Regions from separate parts of the Mus musculus genome. Here region 2 is linked to region 1. Evidence: chromatin loops called from intact Hi-C (ENCODE). Cell type or tissue: heart. All regions are shown on one strand. Links, peaks and the distances in the headings refer to the core of each region. The heading gives the core; the rest is flanking DNA.

The links. Peaks named below come from ENCODE experiments on the same cell type or tissue, not always from the same donor. Only the 100,000 strongest peaks of a DNase experiment are listed, where the experiment ranks them.
Region 2: it touches region 1 in a loop (16-fold over the local background); 12 of 42 quality-filtered maps call a loop at or near these places.

What each region holds. Positions count from the first base shown.
Region 1 is chr3:40,941,748-40,957,007 of GRCm38, forward strand. Larp1b (La ribonucleoprotein domain family, member 1B) reads left to right here and starts at 8,903. Exons shown (of 10, transcript NM_001040399.2): 1 at 8,903-8,937. In heart, for the core only: a CTCF peak has its summit at 9,812 (motif pointing right); DNase peaks (open chromatin) are centred at 7,964 and 9,004; H3K4me3 peaks cover 3,093 bases; H3K27ac peaks cover 1,969 bases; H3K27me3 peaks cover 404 bases.
Region 2 is chr3:40,885,239-40,900,498 of GRCm38, forward strand. Abhd18 (abhydrolase domain containing 18) reads left to right here and starts at 9,021. Exons shown (of 13, transcript NM_026622.4): 1 at 9,021-9,205. 6430590A07Rik (RIKEN cDNA 6430590A07 gene) reads right to left here and starts at 8,866. Exons shown (of 3, transcript NR_166482.1): 1 at 8,710-8,866; 2 at 2,317-2,360; 3 at 619-1,470. 1700034I23Rik (RIKEN cDNA 1700034I23 gene) reads right to left here. Exons shown (of 1, transcript NM_028494.3): 1 at 14,958-15,260. In heart, for the core only: a CTCF peak has its summit at 8,877; a DNase peak (open chromatin) is centred at 8,883; H3K4me3 peaks cover 1,704 bases; H3K27ac peaks cover 1,046 bases.

The DNA.
Region 1 (15,260 bases), core at 3,735-11,734:
GGCTGGAGAGATGCTTCAGAAGGTAAGAGTACTTGCTCTTATAGAGGACCCAGGTTCAATTCCCAGAATCCACATAGTGGCTCACAACCATTCATAATTCCTGTTCCAGGGAATCTGATGCCCTCTGTGGGAACATAACGCACATACATACATGTACACATACATACATGTACACATACATACATGAAGGTAAGAGACCCATATACATAAACTTAAAAAATAAAATTTGTTTCTTCAGAACGGGAAAAGAGAAAAGGGTCTACTTTTCTCTCTTTTGATTTTATTTATTTTATTAGAATATTTTTTAAAGATTAAATATTACCATTGTATTATTGAAAGTTTTTTTAATTTAGATATTTTTTCATGTGTATAGGTATTTTGCCTGTATGGATATATGTGCACCACATTTGTGCCTGGTGCCCAAAGAGGTCAGAAGAAAGAATCAGATAGATACCTTGGAACTGGAGTTACAGATAGGTGTAAACCACCGTGTGTGTGCTGGAAAATAAACCCAGGTCCTCGGCAAGAACAAGTGTTCTTAAGTGCTGAACTTTCTCTCCAGCCTTATGTTATTATTTTTAAAGATTTATTTTATGTGTGTCTGTCTGTATGTGTGTATGTGCATCTAAGTGAAGATGCCAGTGGAGGTCAGAACGTAGTGTCCAGGTAGTTGGGAGCTATCTGCTAGATGCAGGGAACCAAGTTCTAATCCTCTGCAAAAGCAGTGAGCACCATGACCAAGGCAACTCTTAGAAGGACAACATTTAATTGGAGCTGGCTGCCAGGTTCAGAATTTCTGACCATTATTATCAAGACGGGAACATGGCAGCAGCATCCAGGCAAGCATAGTGCAAGAGGAGCTGAGAGTTCTACATCTTCATCTGAAGGCTGGCTTCCAGGCAGCTAGGTCAAGTGTCTTAAAACCCACACCTACAGTTACACATCTACTCCAATAAGGCCACACCTCCTAACAGTGTCACTCCCTGGGCCAAGCATATATAAACCATCACAGATGTGGAGGTGGGAGGACCAGTAGTTCAAAGACATCAAGGGTTACATGAAACCCTGTCTCAAAAACTTGACAGAGGGATAGAAAGACACCAAATAGTATGGGAAGGTAGAGAGAAAGCAATCAATTCTAGCTCTGCTGTTACAGACTGGAAGTTCTTAGCCCAGACACATAAGCTTTTGAGATACTAAATTCCTATTTCAGTAAGACTGCTGTACTGAAAGCTACCTAAGCTTGAAGAGTTGTTTTGTGCCTTATATTCTCAAGTAGAAATGAAAATTTCAGCCGGGCGTGGTGGCGCACGCCTTTAATCCCAGCACTCGGGAGGCAGAGGCAGAGGCAGGCGGATTTCTGAGTTCGAGGCCAGCCTGGTCTACAAAGTGAGTTCCAGGACAGCCAGGGCTAAACAGAGAAACCCTGTCTCGAAAAAACAAACAAACAAACAAAAAAAGAAATGAAAATTTCAAGTTTAAGGTCAGCTTTAGCTAAACAGTAAGACTGTCTTTGTTGTTTTGAAACAGTTTCTCTGTGTGGTCCTGGCTGTTCTGGAACTCACTCTGTAGACCAGGATGGCCTCTAACACAGAGATCTGCCTGCCTCTGCCTCCCCAGTGCTGGGATTAAAGGCGTGCACCATTACCACCCTGGCCAGGTTTTACTCTTAAAGAACATTTTCTCAAGAGACTAACTTATGTTCTCTAGATTTTAATTCCCATTACATTAAGGGGTAATCTCCAGTAATTTAATATGCCTGCTACATGTTATATTTATCTCATGTAATCCTCACAGTATGGCATGGGCCTTAGTGGAGGCAGAGAAGACTGGCAGTGGCAGAATGATGGAAGGGTGATGGCAGTATGCAGGTAGCAGTAAAAAGATCCCATAATTGGTAGGATTAGTGAAAGCCTGGAACACTGCTGGCTGGCAGCTTCTTGTCGATGAAGGAACTGTTAATTCCACCAGGCGAGAATAAAACCACTACACATTTTTAAAGCCAAATATGAAGCAACCTTTAATTAAATACTAGCCAGGAGGATGGACTCTGATCAGGTCTATTCCTGGGTGCCCCGAAAATGACAAGTCACATTTTGCAGAGACTTAAAAAGGCAACCCATAAGTCTATCATATTTCCCATCCAGTCAATAAGGAGGCAGGCATACAACCTGATGTATTTTCTACCTCCTGTCTACATTTGATCAAGCATATCTGGTATAGCTGGGTCAAACAGACTTGTTTAGGGGTGTTAAAACATACAGGTTGTTATCTCCCATAAACAATACCCACCAGTATTTCAGGAATTATCTGTCCTTGGGCAAAGGATTTGCAGGATAAGAGGTATTTTATTTCATGACTCTTGTGATGATTTATATATGCTTGGCCCAGGGAGTGGCACTATTAGAAGGCATGGCCCTGTTGGAGTAGGTGTGTCACTGTGGGTGTGGGAAATAAGACCCTCATCCTAACTGCCTGGAAGCCTTCAGATGAAGATGTAGAACTCTCAGCTCTGCCTGCACCACGCCTGCCTGGATGCTGCCATGCTCAGGTCTTGATGATAATGGACTGAACCTCTGAACCTGTAAGCCAGCCCCAATTAAATATTGTCCTTTTAAGACTTACATTGGCCATACATAGTGTCTGTTCATAGCAGTAAAACCCTAAGACAGACCTCTTAGGCATAGTAAAACTTACAACATAACTTTGGCTCTCACAGAACTAGTATGGAAGGGAATGACAATCATGTCTCTTAACTTGTAAGGACTAGAAAGTGGTTACCATTCACCAAGGATATTAACTGAGTGTGATGACACAGGCCTGTAATTCCAGCACTTGGGAACTACAGGTCAGATGATTAGGAGTTCATAGTTTTCCCGGGGAATTTAAAGAATTCAATGCTAGTCTGGGTCACATGAGACTGTCTCCGCAGAAGGGGAGCTGTTGGCTAGAGGATGCTTTCTCTCACATTCATATAGGAGAGCTCATTTCTTCATCCTCTACCCATTTGCCTTCATAGTAGAGTTTTGACCCAAATAACTTGTTTCTCTAGGCTAGGATGGATAACTCCTATTCAAGAACAAATCATTCACAGATCAGCTAGTGACTCATTTATTTTTACTAGAAAAATGGGCACAAATGGCCAAGTGCTTTCTTGGCACCCCAGACATTTCACTTCCAGCACTGTTTTAGGCACAGAGATCTATCTCCACATTTGTCCATGCTGGCCACATAATCCTGAGTTTAAGTGATCCTCCCACATCTCTGAGTAGCTGAGATTACAAGTGCCTGACACCTTGTCTGGAACCTCCATGGTTTTGAACTAGGAAATGGAGGAAGAATCTGATATAAGCTATATTCTAGCTATAAAGGAAAAGTCAAGGAACAAAATGGCGGTTAGCAATGGCAAACTGGCTCAGCTAGGGTGCCAGTAACAGATGGAACATTCAGAATGCATAATTTGAAGTTGTTAAAAGGACCATTTACAGAGGTATGGACTATCTTCAGAGAATCTGGGGCCAGCTAGTACACCCCGAGGGCTGCTGCTTATTATCTCTATGGCTAAAAGGGCAAAGATTAGAAATACAGGACAGGTAGAGAAAAAACTCTGCTGATAAGCTTTGGTGATTTGACTTAGGGAACGAGGACTGTGAACTTCCATATCTTCAGACCTTTCTAATATTCAGATGCTAGAGGGCAAGTCTGCACACTGCTACTATCTAGGGAAGTTAGACTTCTCTAGTACAAGGTCAGGAGAAGGAGGATTGCCAAGTTGGGTAGCACATAACTACAGCTCCAGGAAGAACTTGGGAGGCTAAGTCTGGTAGATTTTAAAATTTGAAGTCAGTCTAGGTTACATAGCATATTCCAGGGCAGGCTGGGCTACTTAATGCAACTCTGTCACAATAAACAAACCAAAATAAAACAAAACAAAAAATACAAAGCAACCAAATAAAACACAGGACAACCCATTTCCCAGACCCTTCTTAGGGAGGTATTACTCTATCTCTTAAAAAAAAAAATTATTTATCTATATGAGTACACTGTAGCTGTCTTCAGACACACCAGAAGAGGGCCATGTGGTTACTAGGAATTGAACTCAGGGCCTCTGGAAGAGGAGTCAATGCTCTTAACTGCTGAGCCATCTCTCCAGCCCCGGCTCTACCTCTTAATAAAAGTTTTCTTGCTTGTTCTTCAGAAACAAAACACGAAACAAATAAAAAAGAGCAGAAAAAGAAAAAGGCTAGAGTGAACAAGAACAAAAACATCAACGCTCTTAACAAGAAGCAGGTATGGCAGGCAGCGGTGGCACAAGTTGCCTAGCAAGAGGCAGGGGGAGCTCTGAGTGTGAAGCTAGCCTGGTCTTCAGAGTGAGTTCCAGAACAGCCAGGGCTACACAGAGAAACCCTGTCTTGAGAAAAAAAAAAAAAAGAAGAGGAAGAGGAGGAGGAGGAGGAAGCAAGAGTTCTAAGTACTTGAAAGATAGATAATAGCCAGCCAGCTTCTGTCCAAGTAACAATGCACTACAATCGAGGCTTTAACCCCTGCCACTGTTTTCTGGAGTCTACAACTGCTCTCAATTCTCTACTGGCAAAACAAATACTGTTTCTAGAAACACTGTTTCTTTCTCATCCTTCACTTTGACTTAAGAATCTGTCTGTCTGTCTCTTTTTTTTTGGGGGGGGGGGGGGGGAGTTGTTCCAGACAGGGTTTCTCTGTATAGTCACGGTTGTCCTGGAACTCACTTTGTAGACAAGGCTGGCCTCAGACACAGAAATGTGCCTGCCTCTGCCTCCCAAGTTCTGGGATCAAAGGTGTGTGTCCCATGCCCAGCTGAAACTTTTTTTTTTTTTTGAGAAGTCTGTAATCTTTAAATACAATCCAGAACTAGAGTGAGAGCTCAGAAAAGTACTTATGAGGATTTGAGTTTGATGTCCAAAAAAGGACCAAACATGGTGGCACCAGGGAGGTTCAGACTCACTGGCCAGCTGGCCCAGCCTAGTGGGTGAGTTCCAGCTAGTGAGAGAATTTACATCAAAATAATAAATAAATAAAGAGAAATGGGTGGATGCTGCCTGAAGTCTACCTCTGACCTACATACACGTACCCGTGTGTACACACATACACATACACATGCATACACCAAATATCCACAGCAGCACAAGTAAATGGAATTTTAGAGAGACACTATCCTATTTCCTCTTCCTCCCCTGACTCAGTCTTGTATTTCAATAAGCTGATGGTAAAAAATAAACACAGCTGGGCATGGTGGCGCACACCTTTAATCCCAGCACTTGGGAGGCAGAGGCAGGCGAATTTCTGAGTTCGAAGCCAGCCTGGTCTACAGAGTGAGTTCCAGGACAGCTAGGGCTACACAGAGAAACTCTGTCTCGAAAAAATAAATAAATAAATAAATAAATAAATAAATACAATGTGTTCAGAATCTCATTGACTAGTACTTGTTGGTACAATTTTATACAATTTAGTATTTCCCAACAGGTCTTGAAAAAAACAAACTAACTCTGATTACAAGAACAGCTAGCAGCCAAGCAGTGGTGGTGCACTCCTTCAATCCCAGCATTTCAGGTGACAGGGGCATCTCTGTCAGACAGAGGCAGGGGGATCTCTGCCAGTCTGTAGCTTGATCTACAGAGCTAGTTGCAGGACAGTCAGGGCTACACAAAGAAACCCTGTCTCAAAACAAAAACAAACAAACAAACAAAATAAAAACAAAAACAAAACAAAACAAAAACCAAACCAAAACAAAAAAAGTTGGCATTGGGCAATACAGATTGAAGTATAGTCCTCATTGACTAGCAACCAGTTTCAGGAGGTTGCTTAGGGTCACAGCAAAGCCTCACTTTATAGCTGACGTAATGTGTGAGGTCATGAGTACACTATTCAACAGGGTTGGAGCTGGCGTGAGGTGGAGAAAACCTTTTCACCAGTAAGAATAGCTCTCAATGATGACCTTGCAGAATAGAACTTCATTAAACCAGAAGCATGTGCTGCCAATATCACCTCAGATCAAATTTCAATGCTAAAAAGAAAGAACTTGCTAGGCTTCCCAAAATGTTATCTATCTGTACTGTGTCACTACCCATCACTGGGGAGCAACAGTGGGAACATAGTTAAACTGTGATCCAGTGCAATTCCTACAGATTAAAGCCTGGGAAATTAACTGGGAGTGATGGCTCCCCTCCTCTAATCAAGGCATTTGGGAGTTGGAGTAAAGGTCAAAGTTAAATCTCAAATCCCCGGGGCAAAAGGCTGAGGTGCCTATTTAACAATGGGGACCTGGAAGCTAGGTTCTCCAGGCATCCTTCAGCCCCAAACAATTACAGGGCCCTCCTGGCTGCCATACCCCCAGTCCCTACACTGGACTCCCCAGCCCAGGCAACTGGGCTGCTCTTCCCTTATTATAATGCAGCCATTCTGGTTGCACGTCCCTTTTGTACCTTTGGCCTCCAGGCTGCTAAAATTTGTCCCTTTCTCTCCCCTCTTCCATCCCCCCCTCCTCTCCACATGCCTCCAGTTCAGTCTCAGTCTGGTCATGTCCACTCTAGATTCCTCCACCATGCCTAGGAGCAGTCATGTCCTCTCCTCTGTAGCTCTTTTTTCACTCAGTCAATTGTTCAAAGCAAAGGAGCTGGAGAGATGGCTTGAGGACTAAGAGCGCTTACACTCTGGCTTCCCAGCACCGTGCTGGGCACAACAGCCTGTATCGGCAGCGCAAGGAGGATCCAATACCTCTGGTAATCAAGGGCACCTGCACACTTGTGTGTGTGCACAAACGCACACACACGTACTCGCATTCTTGTGATTAAAAATAGAACAATTCATGCTGGGCAGTGCGCTTCTTTAATCACAGCATTTGGGAGGCAGAGGCAGGCGGATCTAAAAAAAGAAATCTAGACAGAGTGAATGTACAAAGCCAACTGGGTGTGGTCCTTATGCTTTAATACTAGCCTTAGGGACTCTAAAAGAATCTTAAAAAAAAAAAAAAGTTCAAGACTAGCTGGTGGGTAGCACGCATGCCTGTTGGTCATCCCATTTCAAAAGCTAAGGCAGGTGCATTCCTTTGAGTTCAGAACCAGACTGGTCTAAATCGATGGCTTCCAGGGCAACCTGGACTAGAATGGTAGGCTCACGGCCAGCCTCGAGATCGAGGTCAACTTGTGCTACAGGAGACTTAGTTTGATGAAAACATCAAAACCCACTGAAAAAAAATGAAAAATGAAAAAGGTGGCGAAATGTCTAGTGTTCGTTTTACTCAAGAGCACTAAAGAATCATTTCGTTGTCTGTAGGTTAGAATCAGGACCGACAAGTGCACTTCTTGTAATGTCGAGGCTGGGTCTTCACTTGAACTTGGCTCCGGATCAGGAGTGCCTATTGGAGCCCACATCGTTACTGGGAAACTTTTCCTGGGTCCTGAGGACCCGCCCTCGTGAAAAGCCTGAAGCGTTTCACCTTAGCGCAAATGGACTTTCTGGTCCTCCTGGTTCCTGAAGATTGTCCTCCTAGTCCCTGGGTCACAGACGTAAGATGCTCCCCAAGCGTAGCAGGTTCATCCTCGCGATCCGCTAGGGCGGGGCTCTCATCAAACCATGCCCGCCGCATTCGGGAAGACTCCACAGGCCGCGGTCGCCCGCAGCGTTTAGGGAATGCCCGCAAGTGGCCACGTCACTTTCCAGGGTGCCCGCCCCCTAACCTGCCTCGCCCTCTACCCGCCCCGCCCCTCACCCTGACTGGCCCTCGCCCTGGTCCTTGGGCACCTGGCCTACTGAACGCTGATTATCTTGGCTCTTGCCTACATCACGCCCCGCCCACTGGCACGCCTTTCCCCTTGCGCGCCCCGCCTCTTGGACGCCTCCGCCTCCGCACGCCCAGCCCATCGGCCCGCCTCAGCCTATAAACGCCCCGCCTACCTGGCCACCCCGCCCATTGGCCCTCCTCGCCCTCTGTACGCCCCGCCCAGTAGCCTTCCTCGCCCTCTGCACGCCCCGCCCCTGGCTGCCTCGCCCTCTGCATGCCCCGCCCTCAGGGACAGTTACCGGCTCAGGCCGCGCGCGCCTCCGCAGCTCGCCAGAGATCCTTCAGACTGGCTGGAGCGCCGCGTTGTCGCCCGCGCCCGCTGAGGGCTCGCGGCTCGGGCGCGCCCGGCGCGAGTGGCGAGCTCCGGCCGTGCGCTGCGACGAGGCCAGGCGGCGGGCGGTTAGCGCTCCGCTCGGCGGGCGGGGAGGACGGGCACGCCGGGCGCTGCACGCCTCGGCGGGCGGGTTCCGCGTCCCAGGACCGAAGCGGGTCGGTGCCCCCGTGTGGAGAGAGGGGCGGCCGGGCTCCCTGGACCCGGACGGCCCCCGGCTGGGCAGGAGGCTGGGGCCAGGGGCCGGCCATGTCCGCTCGCGCCCCGGTGCCCGCCGCTGCCACCCGGGAGGACCCGCCCGCCGTGGCCGGAGACCGGGACGCGCTGTTGGCAGCGACGAGCCGGCGGGCGGAGCAGCCGGCGCCCGGCGAGCGGGAGGGCAAGGAGGCGAGGGAGGAGCGGGCCGCGGCCGCCACCAGCGCGGGTGCGCGGGGAGAGCCGTCGCCGGCGCTCGTGCTGGGACACAGCGTGCCGCAAGCGGCCGTGCCCGTGAGGCCGCTGGCGCTGCACCTGGCGCACAAGGCGCGTGCGCCCGGGGGTCCCTTCGGCGGGGAGGCTCCGCCGCTGCCGCCGCCGCCTCCGCCGCCGCCACCACCACCGCCGCCGCTGCCGCCGCCAGCACCGCGGGACCCACCGGAGGACGCCCGCGAGGACCCAGCGGCAGCCGGCCCGGAGGACAAGCCGCCGCCGCCGCCGCCAAAGGGGAACCCGTGGACCAAGAAGCTGCCGCAGCACCTGTCCACCGTGGGCACCGGCGTGCCGTCGCCCGCTCAGGACTCCCCGGAGGCCGGTGAGTGCGGTCCGCGGGAGGTGTTTGGTTCCTAGGTGTCATTCACCGTGCCGATTTACATAAATGGACATCTAGGAGAGGGAGCGACAGGAAGAGGTGGGACCTCAGGTTCTCCTTGACGGGTAGGGGCACGACGTGGGTGACTGGGCAGCGGGGCTGTGCTGGGCTCGTGCCTTCACGTGTCGGCGTCCTAGACGCGGTGAATACCGTGGAAAAGTTTCCGGGAACTTGACACAGAGTAGAGGCGAGTCGGGACGAGCGGATTTGTAAGTGGAAGTCCGATTGGGCTGGCTCCTGAAGTGAGGTGGTGAAACGAAAGTCTCGAAAAGCTGCTAGGTAGATGTGGCTGTGAAGGCAGCTGGTATTAGGTGTTTTTGCGGTTGTGTGGTTGTGTTTCAGAATGCCTGACACAGGACAGTTGATTCAGAGTCCGGATCGCACAGCTGGTCCCACGGTAGCCTGCGCGTTAGCAATTGGGTTGTGCCTTTGCGTTCGAATGCTGACCCATGCAATATGGCCCTTGGGGCTTTATTTGGGTTGCAGCAACTGCAGTTAGAAAGTAAAATGAAGACTGGCTTGTATTTGGTGGCGTATGCCGATTGATGTAGAGGATTAGGCGTTCGAAGAGAAGTCAAAAAGAAAAAAGTTAGAATGGAAATGCTGAGTAAAACTCTCCTTTTTCTTTTTTTTTCTTTTTTTAATAAAACTGCACTAAAATAACTGAACTTTTCTGTGGGAATTGCGGCTGTTTTGTTGGCAAGTTTTCGCTGGTCTGGGGAGAGTTGGTGGAACAGCCGAAGTTTGAGCATGTTTATGGGGTTGTGAGGGTCAAATGCGGTGAAGGGATCCTGTACAATTGTGATTGTTTTATCTCTCCTGTAGGGGGAGATAAATGTTGAACCAATTTAGTTTCTTAGGTTTTGCACGCAGAACCAATTTAGTTTCTTAGGTTTTGCACGCAGAAATGCTCACTAACTTATTTGCTTTTGTTATTTTGCTTGCTTTTTGAAACACTATCTACTTGTGTAGCCCAGGGGGTTGTGGAATTCTTGATCCTCACGTCACTGTCTTCTTCAAGATACTGGGATTATAGACATTCTGCTCTCCTTATTAATTCTTACTAAATTTTGACACCTTAAGGAAAAACAAAACAAAAGCACTGAGTTTTGCTCTCCATCTTGTATTAGTACAATTCTGGCCTGCTGAAAAGAGCAGTTTACTACCATTGCTAAATAAGTGAAGAGAACATGGTATATCAAGTCTTCTTAAAATTTCGTAGAGAAACCTGTTGATCACTCTGTTACCCCTCCATATCTAGATTTACACAGAGTACTAGGCATTATAATATTTATTGAACTATGAAATATTAATCGAGTTTTTTGTGTGTTTGTTTTTGTTTTGTTTGTTTGTTTGTTTTGTTTGCTTTTCGGTTTTTGGAGACAGGGTTTCTCTTTACAGCCTTGGCTGTCCTGGAACTCACTTTGTAGACCAGGCTGTCCTCGAACTCAGAAATCCACCTGCCTCTGCCTCCCGGGTGCTGGGATTAAAGGCATGCGCCACCACCGCCTGGCTCCGAGTTTTTATAAACTCAGTTTTCTAGACTTTAAAACGTTTCAAAGTGAAACTGGAGATTCTTTTCCCCCCTCATGGGGATGAGCCTAGGGCTTTGTGCTTGCTGGGCAAGTGCTTTATCATCAAGCTGTATGTGCAGATTTTCTAGCCCCTCCCCCCAAGAATTTTATTGCAGATTACTTGGAAAAATATTTGACAGTTTAACCTACTTGTGCCTTGGATCTCCAGTCCTCCTTAGATTAAGGATACAGTGACTTACTGGGAGTGTGGCCCATACCTATAATTCCAACAAGGGGATTATGAGCTTGAAGCCAGCCTGGATTACACTCAAGACCAAGGTCTCAGAAAATCAGAAGCCAGGCCTTTAATTCCAGTACTTTTGAGGGAATGGCAGTGGATCTCTGAATTCAAGGTCAGCCTAATCTACTACTTAGTTTCAGGACAGCCAGGGCTATGTAGACAGACCTTTCTCAAATTCAAAAGGAGCTCTAGTTGCACCAATGTTTCTGTATTAACAACTCTTACATCCTGGGGTCACTGCAGTACTGGGAATGCTTTTCCTCAGATCTGTGGCAGGGTGGCAGTGCTGACTCTTAAGCTGTTCTACAGTGTCTAATGGGTAACTTAGAGTGGTGGTGTAAGGAATGTACTGCTGAAAGAAATGGGTGATAGTATAGTTATTACTAACTAGCTAGTTGACTTTTGGCATTATTCTTGTAAATTAATGACATGGATAGGTTCATGTCTTCTATTTGTTGTTTGTTTTGATAAACATTTTTCTGAATTATAGAGGCTAGCAACAAACCCAGACCTCCATCTAGGCTGAGGTAATGGTCATGAAGGAGCCACGGCTCCCAAATCTTACTTAAAACAAGAGTGCTTTCTACATGCAAGCCAGATGCCATGCCCTCCTTCTTGTTTTCCTAAGAAAACTGAATAGGGTGGGCTACAGCTTGGACAGATAGCTCAGTAGTTAAAAGTGCTTACTGCTTTTGACAGAGCACCCATATCTGGGTCACCCAGTTATAGAGGATCTATTGCCCTTTGGCCCCTGAGGGTATCCTCACATGGGTGGTGCACATACACAAAAATAAAAATAAGGAATCTTCTAAAAGATGAAGTTTCAAAGGGGGGTGTGTGATAATAAGCTGTACAGTGGTACATGCCTATAGTCCAAGCTACTCGGAAGTTGAGACTAGAGGGTCAACTATACCTTGTAGTTTGAGACCAGCCAAAGCAATATAGTGAGGTGGTAGGGCTGCTGAGGTGGCTCAGAGCTTAAGAGTGCATAGTGCTTTTTTAGAGGATATGTGTAATTGCAGCTCCTAAGAAACTCAACACTCTCTTCTTACCTCCTTGGGCACCTGCACTTACATGCACATACACAGAGATAAACACATAATTAAAGTAAAATAAATATTTGAAAAATATGAGTCCCTGTATCAAAAAGAGAATAATAGTAATGATAAGCAATCAAATATGCCCAGAGATCATTTAGGATTCAAAGAATACAGATTGAGCAATATTAAATTATCAATTAATAGAATGATTCTAGAATTCATTCTACAAAATAGGAAGTCTTGAGAGAAAGAGGATTTGTGTTTGTTTGTTTTTGTTTTTGGAGACAGGGTTCTGTGTAGCCCTGGCTGTCCTGGAACTCACTCTGTAGACCAGGCTGGCCTCAAACTCAGAAATCTGCCTGCTTCTGCCTTCTAAATGCTGGGATTAAAGGCGTGTGCCACCACTGCCTAGCGAGAAAGAGGCTTTTAATTCCAGCCAAACTTACTCATATAAATGAAGTGAAGGAATTACAGCCACAACTTTTTGCCATAAACATTGTTGTTAGAGGTAGATGCATTATAAGAAGCACGGGGAGTCTTTTTTTTTTTTTAAAGGATACGATCATGGACTTACATTTATTTGTTTAGTGTGTGTGCATGCATCATTGTGGTTTATGTGAAGATCAGAGAACAGCTTTGGGGGAGTTGTTCCTTAAATCATGTGTGTTCTGGGATCAAACTCAGGTCAGACTTGGCAGTAAGCTCCTTTACCTTCTTAGCCATTTCAGCAGCCTAGCTTTCTCCAGACAAAAAAGTGAGACAGATTTTTGATGGCTCCATGTTTTCAGACACTCTTCTCCAGTTTTAGGATGACTCTGGTATATTGCTGTTTTGGGGAAACCAGATAAAACATTTCAGTCAAAGTCAGGCCTACCTAGGAATATCTTGATCAGTATTAAAACTTCTGACCTAGCTGGGCAGTGATGGTGCATGTCTTTAATTCCAGCACTTGGGAGGCAGAGACAGGCAGATTTCTGAGGCCAGCCCGGTCTACAGACTGAGTTCCAGGACATCCAGGGCTACACAGAGAAACCCTCTCTCAAGAAACCAAAAAATAAAAAAAGACTTCTGACCTTCCCAAACCATGTTAAGTAGTTGTAATTATTTAATAAGCCCTTCATTAAATAACAGTCTAAGACTTGTTAATTACTTGCTTGTAGCTGTGGTTGTACAGTAAAAATCAGTCTTGTAGTATAATTTTTCAGAAACAGAGTATGAAAATATTTTGTCCATTTTTTTTTCATTCTCATTCTTTGAACCCTATGCTGTTTTGAGAAAGGATCTCACTATATTATGTAGCCCTGGCTGGCCTGGAATTCACTATGTAGACTAGACTGGCCTCACAAGCCTTTCTAGTGCTAGGATTAAAGGCAAGTGCTACCATGCCTGGCTATGTTGCTTTTTATCAACCTACTTCCTCCCTTTTTTTTTTTTTTTTTTTTTTTCAGGAATCGTAAGTTTGCTGTTAGTGCCCTCATGAAATACATCTTAGAAGCAAATTCTATTTTATTATAAAATAAGTATATAATATAAAGATGTAAAATAGCACATATTATATATCCTTATAATTTGTAAAAATAAAACTCTTGGGGCTTGTGCACACATACCACACAGATGACCTTTTGATCTTGTGATATTCCCTTCAAAAAGCGTCATGTTACTGATTAATCTGTTTACTAATTTTTTAAAGACCTTTTTAACAATTACTTTCCAACAAGTGAATTCTATAGAACATATGAAACATAAAGTTTCATTCACAGTACTGGATGATTGCTGGGTGGTGGTACATGCCTTTAATCCTAGTACTCAGGAGGCAGAGGTAGGCTGATCTTTGAGTTTGAGGCCAGCCTGGTCTACAGAGTGAGTTCAGGACAGCTAGAGCCACACAGAGAAACCTTGCCTCAAAAAACAGAAAACAAAACAAAACAAAAAACAAAAAGGTACTGAGTGATTTTTAAATTAAATTTAATTTTTTTGAGAAAGGGCTTTGTGTACCTTAGGCTGGCCTGAAACTAAGTAGCTGAGGCAGATCTTGAATTTCTGATTCTCCTGCCTCCTCTTCCTAAGTACTGTCACTACAGAACCTGTCTGGCTAGTCCTTTATACTCTAGACTCACTTTTAAATTGTATAGTAATCCATAAATATAGCTCACATAGCTAATTTAGCATTGACCTATTGAGTCTTGATTGTTCCCTTCCCTTATCTTGACAAAATAATGTTCTATATGTATCTTGTCATTGTCTGTGTCTTTCCATAGGGTAAATGTAGAAATCAACTGTCATGCCACAGAGTATTACTGTTGGACTATAAATTGATATTTTCTTTGTTAGCATAGGAAAGAATCCTTTCCTTGCCTTTTGAGTTTGGGGTGCTTTCTTTTTTTTAGATGAGAGTCTTGCTGCATAGCTCAGATTGTTGAGTTTCTTACATCAGCCTTTTCAGTGCTAGGATTATATGCCTGTACCACCAACCTGGATTTTTAGGTATATTTTTATTTTATGTGTTTGAGTGTTTTGCCTACATGTATGTCTGTACCACTTGTGTATATCATGCCTTCAGAGGTCAGAAGATGGCATTGGATGCCCTGGAACTGGAGTTATAGTTGGTGAGCCACCATGTGGGTGCTGGGAATTGAACCTGAGTCTTGTGTAAAACTAATCAGTGCTTTTAATTTAGTCACTGAGCCATATCTCCAGCCCCCAAATAATATTTTTATTGAAGATTTTGGTTTCTTTTGAACATGGCTGCCCCTCACTCTTATTTATTTCATGGAGTGTTTTATTATTTTCTCTATTTTTTGAAACTATACTATAATTACTTCATTTCCTCCTTTTCTTCTTTCCAAACCCTCCTATATACCTCTCAGTGTTCCTTCGACTTTATGACCTCTTTTTTCATTATTATTCTTGTATATGTATTCATATTCCTATACACAGTCCAACCTGCTCTGTATATAATGTTACTTGTATGTATGTTTGCAGGGTTGACCATTTGTTATTGCATAACTAATTGTTGTGTTCTTCCCTGGGAAAGACTATTTCTTCCTCTTTCAGCTTGGCTTTGAAGTCTGTAACTCTTTGTGTAGTGAGGCTTAGTGGTCCTTCCTCTGTCTGCTTTGGCATATCTGTTATAGGAATGTTTAGGTAGTCATATTGATTGGTAAGACTTTAATGGCTGTCGTTTCTGACATCCCTATGAAACCTGATCTCACAGCAAACTCTGTGGTCCTCTGGCTCTTACTGTCTTCTGTCCCTTCTTTTGCAATGTTCTCTGAACTATTGGTGGGTGAGTTGTATTATAGTTGTATCCAATAGGACTGGGCTCCCTAACTCTGCATTTTGGTTGATTGTGTTGTTTTGTTTTGTTTTGTTTTCCCAAGACAGGGTTTCTCTGTAGTCCTGGCTATCCTG
Region 2 (15,260 bases), core at 4,962-12,961, 55 kb before region 1:
GTATGCTAATTGATTGTTTGTCCATATACCCTGACCTGTAAGCATTTCAAAGCTCCATGCTTGTTGCCCTGCAGTAGCATTAGCACGGGCCTGACTCAAACACAGATCATGCCATATAGACTTCCAATCTAGATACTGTTCCATCTTAAGACATGCCTTTACCACACTCATCCAATCAAAAGGAGTCATGGCATTGTGAGCCAGTCTATCAATTTGGGACTGAGTAAATGAGGCATTGACTCCATAGGTCCTTACTGACTCTGCTCTTTCACTTCCTTATGGATATTGGCTCATAATATCGCTGTTGAGCTTGATCCTGAAAAACAGGAAAAGCCTGACATATTTTTCACAACCCTCTAGGAGTGCAAAAAGATGGCCATTGCCAATTGCTTTCTTATCTGTATAAGGCGGAGGAGGTGGGGGAGCACCGAAAGTCCTCCCTATTGGACCAGATCTTTCTGCCTCATACTCCACAGCAGCCTCCTCCAAATCTTCCTCCTCCCCTGCTGATAATTCCGAATCCTCTGAGCTAGATAATTCTAACAACTCAAAGTCCTCAAGAGAAGGGTAAATTGACTTAATTTTCTGTTCTTTATCTTTTATACTATGTTTTGTATCTTTACATTTTGGCTTCTTTTCCTTTTCTCCTTTTATTTCTCATCCTTTACTTATTTTTCTGTGCGTGCCTTCTTTTTCATATCTCTCTGTTTCTGACATACTTTCCTGTTGCTCCTATAAAAGTCGCGGCGCTTCCTTAACAGCTAGCTCACATTTCATGTCCTGGATACAAGCCTTAATTAATTTCCATAACGGCCTTGTTCCTGCTTTTACTTTCCCGTCTGCTTCCTCTCTTGCTATATCTTTTCCCAACTTTTCCCAACTAAGAAGCGTCAGCACCCAATAGGGGCAAACCAAAGAGTGAGTCTGTCTATTTCTTTCAAAAACCCGCTCACTGTGCTTTCCGAAATCTTTAAACCTCTTTCTTTAAGCAAGGCTTGCACCGGCCCTACTAAGGGCATATACTGGCCAGTACCCATGATCGTCCTGGACTAAAGTGTTATCTACGTGAAATTATTCCCAGCAGATACACTCGTGCCCAGGGCAATGACAATTAAGGCAATGGCATAAAATCAAGGCAAGAAAGATAGCAAGCAGCACAACCCCAGCGACAATTATCGGATCTATTTCGTATGAAAGCATGCCTCTCAGAGACTCACATTAATTTCTTTATACTTACCAGTACCACCATTCCCCAGCTGAATTGTTCTGAATCCACACATTCGAATCCTTCTGAGCAGTCTGTCTTGCGGGAACACTTCATTAGCCACTCCTTCCCCGCGATATAGTTCTGAATCCTCCCTGTAGCAGGGGGTCTTCGCTCGTGCCTGAAGATGTCTCATCCCAGGTTTTGGCACCACTTCTTGTGCAAGCCCGATTCACCAGCAAAGCAGATGCCACACCAGGATCCTTCTGCACACATTTATTGAGAGAGCTTGATTGCAGAGGCGAAAAGACCCCCAAGCCCAGAACTGGTGCTGCTTATATAGGCCTAGGAGAGGCGTGTCTCACACCTGGATTGGTTATGCTTACTATCTCATTTGCATGTCTCACATCTGATTGGTTAACATACCTCATTTGCATGTCTCTCATCTGATTGGTTAATACTCAAAACCTCATCTTGGCAAAAAAACTCTACTGCATATGTACACATTGGGTGTCTACCCAAACTTACGTGTGGTGGCCAGTGGTAGCCAGCGCCACCCTGCAACGGCACATGTGGCTTCCCACACTACATCACTTTATGTAACAGACTTTCACATCCACACATTTTGGTATACTTTTGGGGGACCTGAAAACCAATCTCCCAGGAATATCAAGAGAGCCACATTGGCTATACTTTACACCAGCTTTCCTGAAAACCCAAATTAATTCCACAGGAAAACGTGAAACTATTCCTCAGAAATATGATCTGTACACTTTAAGAATCCACTTGTCTTCTTGAGCTGCTCTTCCCTCGGGAGGATGCAACAAGGTAGTGACTCAGGGACAACTGAGTAAGTTGGTAACCACAGCTTTACTCTGTCTGCTACTCTCCAGGCAGTTGTCTGCTTCTTGGCCCAGCACCCTTTCTGCTTCAAATGTTTCTGTCTGTACAATAAAGCATATGACCAACTTATACTGCCATTGAGTAATTATTACTCTAAGTTATTCTAAACAGATCAAACTACAAAATACTAAAGACACTCTTTAGACAACGCTCAATAATATTAGAGTTACCTCTACTATTAGTTCAAAAACAGAGTGAAGTGCACAAACCTTTTGAAGATATGGCCAGATGGACATTATCACAATAGAAAAACCTGCAAAGAGGCAGACATGTTTACTTGCATTATAACGATGTAATCACTATTGGAGCCATAGCTTTTGGAAATACAGCAAAGATTTTTTTAAGATATTCTAAACCTGACAATTTATATACACAATGCTTATTTTATCAAGCAGTAAAATGTTAGTTATCGGAATAATAATAAATTCTAATAACAAAATAGAAACAACGAGGTAATTATAGTCCCTGACTATGCTTGATCTAGCAAGGGCAAAGAATTTGTCTCTGTCCTCTCACAGCACACATGAGTGCAAGAAAGGCCACTTTGTCAGAGGGAAATTGTCTGTACTGTTTGAAAGAGCACTTCACTGCAAGGAAGCGAGGGAGCTGGAACACCATCTCAAGGGAAGTAATATGAACTAACTTACTTGAGGATGCCATACTTCAGAGGCAAAGTCCTGATTTCTGATAGGTTTCCCCACTCAATACTATAATGGAAAAACTCTTACACTATTTGTCAATGTTGCCCTTTTTTGTTTGTTTGTTTTACTTTTCTGTAGTGATAGGGGAACCTCAAATTCTAGGTAAGTACTCTACCACCCAGTTACAGCCCAGCACTATTGTCCATTCTAAATGTTAGGCAAATCTAGTCAGAAATTATGGAAGGCCTACTCTTAAATGTTTAGCTTTATTTCTGGGAATACTGGCCCAACTCTGTAATCTCAGCATTTGGGAGGATTTTCTTTTGGAGAAAGGGATTGGTTGATTTTTGGAGAAAGGGATTGGTTGATTTGTTTCTGTTACCACTATTATTTGTTAAGAAATGGTTCTATGCCAGGCTGGAGTCTAAATCCTCTTCCCTCAGTAAAGTTCTGTTATCATGATGTCTGTGGTCCCAGAATATTTTATAAAATAGACTGTGATGTTGTCAAATTTAATCATCATTGAAAAGCTTTCTTTTTTCAAATGTAACGACTTAGAATTGTCAGAAGGAGGCTGGTAGTAGCACATGCCTTTTGATCCCAGCACTCGAGAGGCAGAGGCACGTGATTCTCTGTGAGTTGTAGGGCAGCCTAGATCAAGTTCCAGAGCAGCCAGGGCTACACAGACAAACCCTATCTCAAACAAACCACCAAGAAATGGCAGGGAAGAAGAAACATGTTTAGATGTACTATTTGCCAAGGATATTTCATTACTGATATTTGTGTGTTTCGTTTTTATTATATTTACTCATGTTTTATTTTTTACATTTGTGTTTGAGTGCTGTAGCATGTATGTGGAGGTCAAAGGATAAACTGAGAGTCAGTTTTCTCTACCCAGTAGATCCAAGAATCAAAGTTAAGGTCATCAAGCTGAGGAGCAATCTCCTACAACCACTAAGCCATCTTTCCAGCCCCCATTACTGATACATTCTGAGTACTTAAAGCACTGAAGATATAATATAGTGACCTACACACAGACCTTTTAATCGTGATATAAAATATCTGAAAAAGATAAACATGTATTACAAAATCAACATACTTGAATTTAATGTATACCATTGCAGTTAATTACATACTGGGAAAAGCATGCATCATTGAATCTCAGAATATAGATTCTTGTATCAATTTAATACTTTGCTAGTATTATACTTTTAGAGACCCATTATTAATCTCTGATGATTAGAAATGAAACACATAATCACTCTATAAGAAGGATCAGGGTAGTAGTGGCACTAGCACTCAGGAAACAGAGGCAGGTGGAGCTCTGGGCTTCAGGGAGTTTCAGGACAGCCACAGCTACATAGTGAGACCCTAGTTAAAAGAAAAAAATCTTTCCTGGCCAAAAGGCAGTTACATGTTCAGTGGTATGTAGTGGATTCAGGATACCCGGGACTATAAAGTGAGAACTTGTCTCACAAAAGAAACAAAAACAAGCTTTTCTTGCCAAACCCATAATCCTAGCACTTAAGTAACTGAGGCATAACAGGTGTCTCAACATTAGACAAGGGGTCAGGAATTAAAGGTCATCTCTCGGGCTATATAGGAACTTCAAGGTAAGCCTGGGATCCAAGACACTCTGGGGAGAAAAAAAAAAAACGGTCAAGATGCTAAGAAGATGGCAAGCTCCTCACCAGCCTGGGATGAACAGACAGCAAGACTTTGCCTCTAGGTTTTTTTTTTTGTTTGTTTTTGTTTTTAAATTTACTTTTATGTGCATGAGTGTTTTGCCTTCATGTGTATCTGTGCACGACATTCAGTCTGACATTCTCCATCATGGGGACCTGGCAGCCTGCACTTCTCAGGGAATATATTAGCATTTCTCAGTATTAGTTATGTGACAGTCCTGTGACTAAGAAACAGTCCATGGAGCTAGATTGTGAGATAGCCCTTAGGTATACTGACCCAGACCTAGTAGTCAACTCTTACATGAGCAAACATAGGACCAGTAAAAGTTTGCTTTGTTTTGTGATACGGGACCTCTCTAGGTAGTCCTGCTGTCCTGGGAATCGATATGTTGACCAGGTTGACCTCAGACTTACAAAGATTTGCCTGCCTCTGCCTCCCAAGTGCTGGGACAGTTCTAAACTAGAGTTCAAAACAGGATGGAACCAACACAGGAACGGTAACTGGCTTGTATGAGTATGTATGTGTGTTCATTGCATTATTAGAGTGGATACAGAGTATAAATTGTATAATACTCCTTAATTGTTGTTTCTAATTATATTGGTGGAGTTGTGTAAGGGAAGTATTTGTTCTTGGAAAAGGCAGACTGCAATAACATATTCGTAATATCTGAAACTTACTTTACTTTAGCAATAGATGTGTGTGTGTATAAAGACATCTGACTTCTGGGGAAAAACTAATTGGAAAGATATTAGCATTAGGTAGATTATTTCAATCTTTGTATGTATTTGAAATCTTTTAAAGTAATAAATTTTTATTATGTTTTTTTTAATTTAGAAGGAATAACAGAATATGGATGTTGATTTACTGAATTAGCATACATTTTTTATTTTGATGACACACATGTTAGATGGCTGAGGCTGAGCTTTACAGACTTCTGCTTTACAGGGGTGTAAGAAGAAAAACTGAACCTGGGTGTCATGGCGCATGCCTTTCATCCCAGCACTTAGGTGGCAGAGACAGCAGGATCTCTGTAAGTTTGAAGGTACATAGTAGCTCCAGGCCAGCCAGGGATACATAGTTCTTGCACGCGTTTGCGACCGGCCAGGAAAGACGAGGCAAAGCTTTATTGCTTACTCAGGAGCAAGAGAGGAAGAGCGCGGCAGAGAGAGGCAGAGAGGAAGAGAGAGAGAGCAGAGGAAAAGATGAAGAGAAAGAGACGAAGAGGCGAAGAGAAGAAGAGGCGAAGAAGCGAAGAGAGGGAGTGCCAGAACCCTGTCCCTTTTAAGGAGAATTATCCTCCTCCTAGGACGTGTCACTCCCTGATTGGCTGCAGCCCATCGGCCCAGTTGTCGTCACGAGAAAGGCAGAGCACATGGCAGGAAAACTGCCCCTGCACATGTGCAGATTATTTACTACTTAGAACACAGCTGTCAGCGCCATCTTGTAATGGCAAATGTGAGTGCGGCTCCACACACATAGTGAGACCCTGTCTAAACAAGCAAGCAAACAAACAAACAAACAAACAAAAAATGCTGTACATCTTTCCAAGGGGATTTGTTTAACGTTTACCTTCTATCTACTAGTTCTGCTGTATCCTGGCATTCATTTTCCTGATGGAATTCTCTCTCAAGTAAAACCATGGTGTTCTAATATTTTGATAACCACAGCTCCAGATGGCAGAATGTTTAACAAATATATGACTTAAAATCCAAGAAAAATACATAATACACTGGCATGAACTGAACACCTGGGTAAAACAATATGATTCAGTGTGTGTTTTTGTACAGAGTCTGGGGCAGAGCAGCACTGCACTTTCAAAATTCGCTCTGGTCTCACTACAGAAAGGCAGAACAGTCAGACTCAGAACTGGAGAGCAAGAAGGGTGAGCATCTGGAGAGAGCAGTACTGAATATAACTGCAGACATATGACAGAAATAAAAGGTCTGCACTGTAAGACAAGCATACTAGCACCTGCCTATTACTGTTATTGCACTACGAAGGAGGGAAAGCAGGAAGACCCTAAGTTCAAGGCCAGCCTCTACCAGACTGAGCTGTGAGCCAGCCTGGGCTCCAAAGTGAGAACTTACTTGAAAGGAAGGAAGAAAGGAAGGGAGTGAGGGAAGAGAGGAGGGAGGTAGTGCAGACATGTAAGGACAGAGGGTGCAGTAATATTTCTTTTATTGACAAATACTGAAATAAGAATTTGAAGTGTCTGTAGTATTTCAAAAAAACCTAAGGTAAGGCTAGCAATCTATAATCTTTAGGTCAAATCCAGACACCACCAGTCTTTAGCTTGATAGATAAAACTGGTTTACAGGTGAATAGTTGTTACCAGATGACAAAAGACTAACTTCAAAGACCAAGTTTCTCCTCAATAGACCAACCTACTGACTAAACAATGCACTCATTTAGTATGATCTGCAGATTTTCTCTTCTAAGTATCTATGCTATCCATGACTTTGCCTTTGGGCCTGAACCAACAAACCTAAACTATACACCAATGGGTCTATTACAGAAAAAGTGTCGGCCTCTGCTCTATTAAATAAAATTCATAAAGGAAGTCAGTTGAGAGCACTAGACACTCAAGAAAAGAAGGATCTAAGCCAATTACATCAATAAATCCTGATTAGTCAATCTTGTTTGATAAGGGCTGCTGGCTTACTATACTGAACTTTGTACAGTAAAGTACAAGTGAGCAAACCCTGCAGTTAGTCATAACTAGGGAATCAACTTATGATTTTAAAAACAGAATACTTGTTGAATTGTTCTGAAAATGTTTCCTTTTAATTTTTAAAATGCTAAACACAGAACATAGAGTTCAATCTAATGAACTCTTCATGGACAGGAACATCTGTCCATCTTCACCTATAGATGAAGCCTAACACAATCACTTATTTAAAAGGGAGAGAAAAGTAAGAGAAAATGTGTTTAAGCTTATTTCAATCAAAATCATATTTCTATGGTTAGCTGTACATCTATGACTCAAGGATCCCACGCTCTTTCTGGAAAACACAGGCCTGACATGAAATACAACAGAAGAAAAGCAAGCAGCACAAAGAAGGCTAGGAAATGGAAATGCCACAGCCCTATGCATGTGACTAACAGGGAGCTCTAGCCTGGCAGAGCCTGTACATCAGAAGCACAAAATTACAGTAAGTAAAAATAACTTCAGGGTCCCGGCAAATAACAAGCCTGGAAGAAAAAAAGTTGTTGGCAGGAGTTGCAGGTAACATAAATGAGGGTTGCTGACAGATTTCAAAAGGGAGAAGAGGGATGGTCTCTTCTAGGCGTGGAATAGGCAGGACAACTACAGAGCTTAAGAACTCCAAAAGGATGGCTGCACAGCAAAAAGCAGGGCAGAAGCCAACAGCTTCGAAGGTCTCAACAGGCCTGGGGGATGCAGCTCTTTTAAAACAAATGTCAACACTGCTACTCATTTTAATCACCTCAAGATAAAATCAAGAAACATAAAATTGTAATCCATCCTCTGGCCTCTGTACAAACCATGATGCATGTGCCACCTGTTCCCCCTCAAAAGATGAACCTAATAAAACACACACTGCGCTTCAAACAAAAGACTCGATGAAATAATACTTACTGCTTCGTAAAGGTAAAAATACATATTGCTACAGTAAGACAAGCCCAACTTTTCTAAATTAGTGCTCATGAATAAGGATCAAAATGAGAATTACAAGGATGAAAATACTAATGAAACGCTTAAAGGTGTGTTTATTTTGGACCTGTGATACTGAGCAAAGTGTGAGTCATTTTAAGTGGGTTTATTTGCAAAATATGAAGAAGTTATTAGGTTAGGAAAAGTCTAACTCAAGTTTAGCTCTTGAGTGTCGGTTAAAACCACCATTTGGGGCTTTTGTGACAGTGGACAGCTACACAGGGTCAACAGAATGCAGTGTCTGCTGTAAAAGAGGCAGCTTAGGTTTTTTCATACAAAACAGGAAAAATAGTGAAGAAAAAGAAATTCTCAAGGAGGAAGGAATTACCATAACAGGATTCAGGCAGATGCTTAAGACACACAGCACAAGGGCTACAATGTGAAACTGCTGTGACCTTTGTGAAGCATCCCCCTGCCCAGCTTTGTTAGGTACACAAGTTCTCCAAGCACCAAGATTCTCCTCTATTCCCAAGTACACGCGATTATCCCGGAGCCTGTCCTAAGCAGCTCCGAAGGCGTTGCTGGGCATGCGCATGTGCAGCCGGGTTTCGGGTCCGGACAGTGGACTCACTGTTCCCAGCTAGTCCCACCCGCCTGCTCACCTGCTTTCCGGTGATCCCGGGCCCAAGAGGGGCTCCCGCTCAGCCTCACTTCCCAGGTTCGCCATAATTCCAGCTCTCGCTAGGCGGCGCGCTGCCCACTCTCGCGACACCTGCTCCTTCTCCAGGCCCGGAGCTGTCAAAACACTCCTATGAGTGCGCGTGCGCGCCGCGAGGCCGGAAGCGGACCGGCAGCCTAAGGGAAGTGTGAAGCGTGTGGGCCCTGCAGGAGGCGGTGGTGGCAAACAGAGAGCAGGCCGGAAGAGGTGGAGCAAGGCCAGAGCCGGCCTCTGGGGGCGTGTCCCGCGGACGCCACGCCCCGCCCCGAGGACGTCCTCCCTGTCAGGCTGGCTGGCAGCTCGCCTGCTGTTTTGTACCTGAGCAGATTCAGCTCTCTGCTGTCCGAGCTGAGGCGAAAGTCCGGTGCCTTAAGCGTGGAGAGCGGTGGTGGCCAGAGGCTTGGCGAGTTCCCCTTCAGGTGTGCCTCGGCGAGCGGCCTGTAAGTAACAGCCTCTGTCGTCTGCGTACGTGCAAGGCGACAGGAAGGCAGCGGTTCCCTGGTTCGAGGGAGGGCGTTGGGGACCCCTGTGGCCCAACCCTGCTGGCCATCAGCGCCTCACCTGAAAGGGACTGAGGATGAGGCTGATGGTAGGCAGCCGCTGTTATACCCCTGACTCCGCTCCTAAGAGACTTGGGGGTCGCGGCTGATGGCAGCCAGACACTGATGCCCCCACCGGCTCCTCACTTGAGGGGACTGAAGGTCGGGTCTGAGGAGGCTACAACCTCGCTGGTTCCGGGCCCCAGAACCTTAACTTTGCAAAAAGCCAGCCCCTAGGCAAAGCCTGCTTAGCTCCAACCCGCTGCTTTCAGCACCAGGAACATAAACACTCAACAGACTCAGATACTGTTGACTTCCTAGTCTCTGTCCCTGCCATTGGACTTGTCAGCTAATTGCTGCTAGAAGTCATCGTGTGTCTCCTAAAGTAATGTTTTCTTAACTCTAGATAAGATTGTCATGTGATTTCATTGGATCACATCTCTCCTAGGACACGGGTAAAGCAGATACTTATCTATCTGATCAAGACCTGAGGTCGAGATAAGTTACCTGGAATCTCTCAGAGTTGGGACCCAGTCTCAATTCTTGAACTCCTTGAGCGCTTAGCATTTGTCCTGCCTCAGGAGCTCTCTGTTGTGTGGTATTCCCATCTGCTCTCCTTTGATCTTTCATTTGTGATCATCTCATGTGCAGCCAATCAGGCATATTCTACTAGAGAACTGTTAAACTTGAAATGTCTTCTGTTAATTATCTTTGAATCCAATCCTGATTATTAGATACTTCATTGTATTCAGTCCTGCACATATATCTATAGTAACAGAAACAAGGAGATTCTCGTTATTGGTTCCAAGACTAAAGATGGGTAGAAAATAAAGTCCTTTTTTTAACCTCGATATTCTTCCTATGTTATGGTTGTCATTTCTAATCCCTGGACAGTGACACAATTTGAGACTCTTATATAATAGAGGAAGAAAATTTTAACTAGCATTCCATCAAGTAGAATGTGGTGTATGTTGAAAGAAATCTTATTCTTATTCAGGCCCTCTTTCATCCCTACAATGGTTTTCTAAAGAGGAGAGAGATTGACTCAAGTAGACAAAGAAGTGAAAGGCAGAGAGAATAGGAAGATGGCGGAGGGCTACAGAGCTAACCAACAGTAGCTTGAATTCAAGAAACAGGACTCCTCTGACAACAAAACCTGTGCTGTTTACCACCAGGTTTCCTGTAAACAGAATATCAAGAATATCTTCTCATATTTCCTAATATGAAAAGCAAAGCAAGTATTTAGTGTTTATTTAAATGAAATAATTTGTTGCTCTGTATTAGGCCAAGTATAGTTTTCTACTTTCCAGTTGAGGTGGCTCACTCAAGGTCACACAGCTAAGTGGGGAAACTCGGGTCTTTCCATTACTGTCTCCAAGTGATGACTTCAGACAACAAAAACATATTTGGTGAGTACACAGACAAGTCCTAAAGTCTAAATAAATTCAGAAACATATCAAAGGTAGCAATCAAAGCAACATGGGGGAGGACAACAGTGGTTTTTGTTTGTTTTGTTTTGTTTTATATTTTTGTTTGTTTTTAAATAGTACACCAAGAAAAAAGAGCCAAAGTTGAAGAGATTAAACCTTTCCAAATGTATTACCCAAAAATTGGGGACTTGTTGGCTATTTGTCCCCCCACTCTACCCCCTTTTCTCTTTTGGTAATGCTAGGGATTCAACTAAGCCTTTCAAGTGCTTAACAGGAAAGTTATCAACTGAGCTATACATCCAACCCCATGTTGGGTTTTCGTCAATGATTTTTTAGAATAGTTACATATTTCCTACTTATTTTCCTACTCTTCTTCAGTATAAAAGCAATTAAATCAGTAGCCTAAGGATAGCTGGTGTGTGTGTGTGTGTATGTGTGAGAGAGAAAGAAACAGGGAGAGAGAGAGAGAGAGAGAGAGTGCTAGAGAGATTTTAATGTGTGACATGGGCTGGAGAAGATGATCCAGACCTTAAAAGCACTTATGGCTCTTGCAGAGGATCAAAATTCAATTTCCATATGGTAACTCGTCATCTAATTCTGAGGAATCTAATGCCCTCTTTAGACCTCAATAAGCACTAGGAACATGCATGCATACATACACGCAGGCAAATATACATTTAAAAAATGAAAATTATGTCTCTTGCGGGGGCAAGAGGGAAGTTGGCACACATGGTAGATTAAAAAATATTACATTTTTACAATCTATTTTGCAGTACACATACGCTACAGAGGATACGAGGAGGTCAGAGGACAGATTGCAGAAATGGGTTTCTCACCACAATGACAATTTTGAAATTTACTTATGCCTTTGAGATCACATACATAAAAGTCTAGGAAGAGCCAGGCAGTGGTGGCACACTTGCGAAGCAGAGGTAGGCTACTCTCTATGACTTGAAGGCAAGCCAGGACTACACAGAGAATCCCAGTCTCAAAAACAAACAAACAAACAAACAAAAGTCTAGCAAGAAAAAGTAATGTTTGTTTAAATACTTAGATATCAAAGTAATAGGAGATTAAAAAGTACTAGATGGAGTAATATTAGTAGATTGTGAGTGCCATGCTAGCAATAAAACTCATTTCTAGGAAAGACATTCTATTCCTTGGCACTGTGATGGCACTTCTATTTTTGTTCCACTTTGTTTCTTCTCTGCACACTTGCTATTTAAAAACACAGATGGCCGTTGTATCCATTGGTACTTCAAAAGGGGCTGGTATTTCTGCAGGATCTCACTGGTGTCTTGCTTGACCTGAGGGCTTTTAGTGCCTGGAATAGCTCCAGATGGCACTTTAATGTAAACTGATGTCTTTATCCCAACTCAGAAGATTCATAGTTCTGGATATCCTGATCATAGCCAGCTCTGCCTAGAAAGACTTTTTTTTAGAGGATGTGGAAATGGCTCAATAAGTAAGAGCACTTTTTATACAAGCAGGAGGATCTGAGTCGAAGGAACCAACACTTTTGTAAAAAGACTGGTCACTGATACTTGTGTCTATGACCCTACTACCATGCGAGTGATGTATATAACTGTCATGTAAACCTACATACATGCAGCATACACACATACACAAATACACTATAAAAAGAAAGAACTATATCATTTAGACATTCAGAAATCATTTTATACTGCTCTGAGACTGAAATTGGATTTTAGCATATCTGTATAATACCAAATTTCAAAACCAAATACATAATAAGCCCTATATGTGTTTGATTTGTTATCTCTGTTTTTTACCTGTGAGATACTTGATAGTAGGTAAATATAGCAAGGAAATATGCTACCTCTAGGCTTGAAGTGGTCTATTACATAGAAAAGCAAAGTGATGTGGGAAATTTTGCAGTGCTGGGTTAAATAACAAAGGAGTGGACAATTTGGTATGTAATGAATATTGTTCATTGCAAAATAATTGAAATTTCATTGTCATTAGGTACTTTATTACACATGCAGAAATTAATATACTTTTTAAAAAGTGCTCTGGGCATGTTGGCATTTGCCTTTAATCCTAGCACACATGGGCCAAAGATAGATCTCTGCGAGTTTCAGTGCAGAATGGTCTACATAGTGAGTTCCAGGACAGCCAGGGCTATGTAGAAATATTTGCCTGAAGAACCAAAAAAGAAAATAGCTTGCAATAGCTCTTGACTAGTACACTGTTTCTTGTTGAAGATTATTTGGGTTTTGTTTGTTTTCTTACATATAATTGACTTAGTGTCATGATACGTGATATTCCAAAGGTGAATGTAGATCCTAGTATACTTGAGGAAGACAAGACCTTTATTATAGTATGCAACTGCTCTGCAATTTAATAAGTAAATACATACAAAAATATGAGTAATAAGTTTATGAACCATCACAGAAAGATCTAAGTAGTAAAATAATTTAAATCAATGTTAGCTTCCTGTCTCTGTGACAAAATACCTCAAAAAACAACCTAAACTGAAAAACACATTAAACACTTTTCTATTGTAATAGAAACACCATGACCAAGGCAACTTCTAGAAGTTTATTTGGAGGGTCTAGTTTCAGAAGGTGAGTCAGTGACCATTGTGGTGAGAATGTGGCAGCAGGTAGGTATGGTGCTGGGGCAGTACCTAAGAGCTCACATTCTGATCAACAATTATGAGTCAAAGAAAACTAACTGGGGATGGTGTTTGGAACCCCACAGCCCACCCCCAGTGACACCTCCAACAAGGCTATGCATGCCCCTAATCTTCCCAATAGTTCTACCAACTATGAACCAAGTATTCAAATATATGAGCCTATTGGGCCATTCTCATTCAAACTACCAGGAAAAGGTTATCTGAGCTCATTGTTTCCGAGTTAGTGTTCATTTGATGGCTTTGCTGTTAGACCTGTAGCAAGGAAGAACATCATGACATGGAACTTATGGCAGAGAGCCTCCTTTCCAGTCATGGACTGGGAAGGAGAGAGATAAAAAGACAGAGTAGAAAGGGACCCAGGCTCTTGATATACCTCAAGCACACATACCCAGGAACTAAACCATTTCATAAGGTTGTACCACTTCCCTGTACACTGAGCAGCAAATCTTTAGAATACTCAGAGAACATTTCAGATCCAAACCATAACTGTTCGTCATTTAGAATTGTATTTCTGTAAAATGTATCTCCATCCTACCCCATATATCCAAAGACCCGAGCTCATTTGGGAGTATGAAACATTTTTAACTTGTGTGTTTTTGTATATAAACACATGTTGTGGTGTGCAAGTGGAGGCCAAAAGACAATTTACAGAAGTCAGTTCTCTCCTTCCAAACATGTATGTCCTAGGGATCAAAGAAGTATCAGTCATGGTGCCAATACTTTTAATTACTGAGCCTTCTCACCAGCCGTAGATTTCTGTTAACAGGGTAAAGGATACACTGAGTTAAGTGATTCTGGGGATCCATCCCATAGTCAGCCACCAAACCCAGACACTATTGCATATGCCAGCAAGATTTTGCTGAAAGGGCCCTGATATAGCTGTCTCATGTGAGGCTATGCCAGTGCCTGGCAAATACAGAAGTGGATGCTCACAATCAGCTATTGGATGGATCACAGGGCCCCCAGTGGAGGAGCTAGAGAAAGTACCCAAGGAGCTGAAGGGGTCTGCAACCCTATAGGTGGAACAACAATATGAACTATCCAGTACCCCCAGAGCTCGTGTCTCTAGCTGCATATGTAGCAGAAGATGTCCTAGTCGGCCATCATTGGGAAGAGAGCCCCCTTGGTCTTGCAAACTTTATATGCCCCAATACGGGGGAATGCCAGGGCGAAGAAGTGGGAGAGGGTAGGTAGGAGAGCAGGGTGGGGGGAGGGTATAGGGAACTTTTGGGATGGCATTTGAAATGTAAATGAAGAAAATATGTAATAAAAAATTAAAATGTTTTTAAAAGTTCAATTTTGTATACATTAATATATCATTAATCCCAGCACTCAGGGGGCAGATTACTGTGAGTTCCCAGGCCACCTAGGGCTAGATGGTAAGACCCTATCTAAAAGGAAAAAGAAAAATAATTGTTTCAGTAGAAAATGTATATAGTGGAGATATGGAGATGAGAACATTTTAAAAAGATCTTCCAGTTGCATGAGTAGAGGTAATGATTGGAAGTTTATGGTCAGCCGTAATTACGAGATCCTGTTTCAAAAAGAAAACCATAAAAGCCAATTTCCGTTTACCATTTCTTTAATAACTGAAATACAAAGTGCTAATTGACAAATTTACTCTGCAGGGAAGTGTTAGTTTTAAGTAACAGTTTTAAGTGAATTGGAAGAATATATATATGATTTAAACAAACTGCAAAGAGCCAGTTGGCTTATAAATAAGTGGTTCCTTAGGTCTATGAAGTCTGTGGTTTTAGTATGGTTTTTTGTTATTTTGAATTTGTGTGGGTCCTTTTTTCCCCTACTGGTGGAAATATGAAGATTTATACCTGGTAATAAAGTGTAAATCTATACTCAAAGGCTGAGA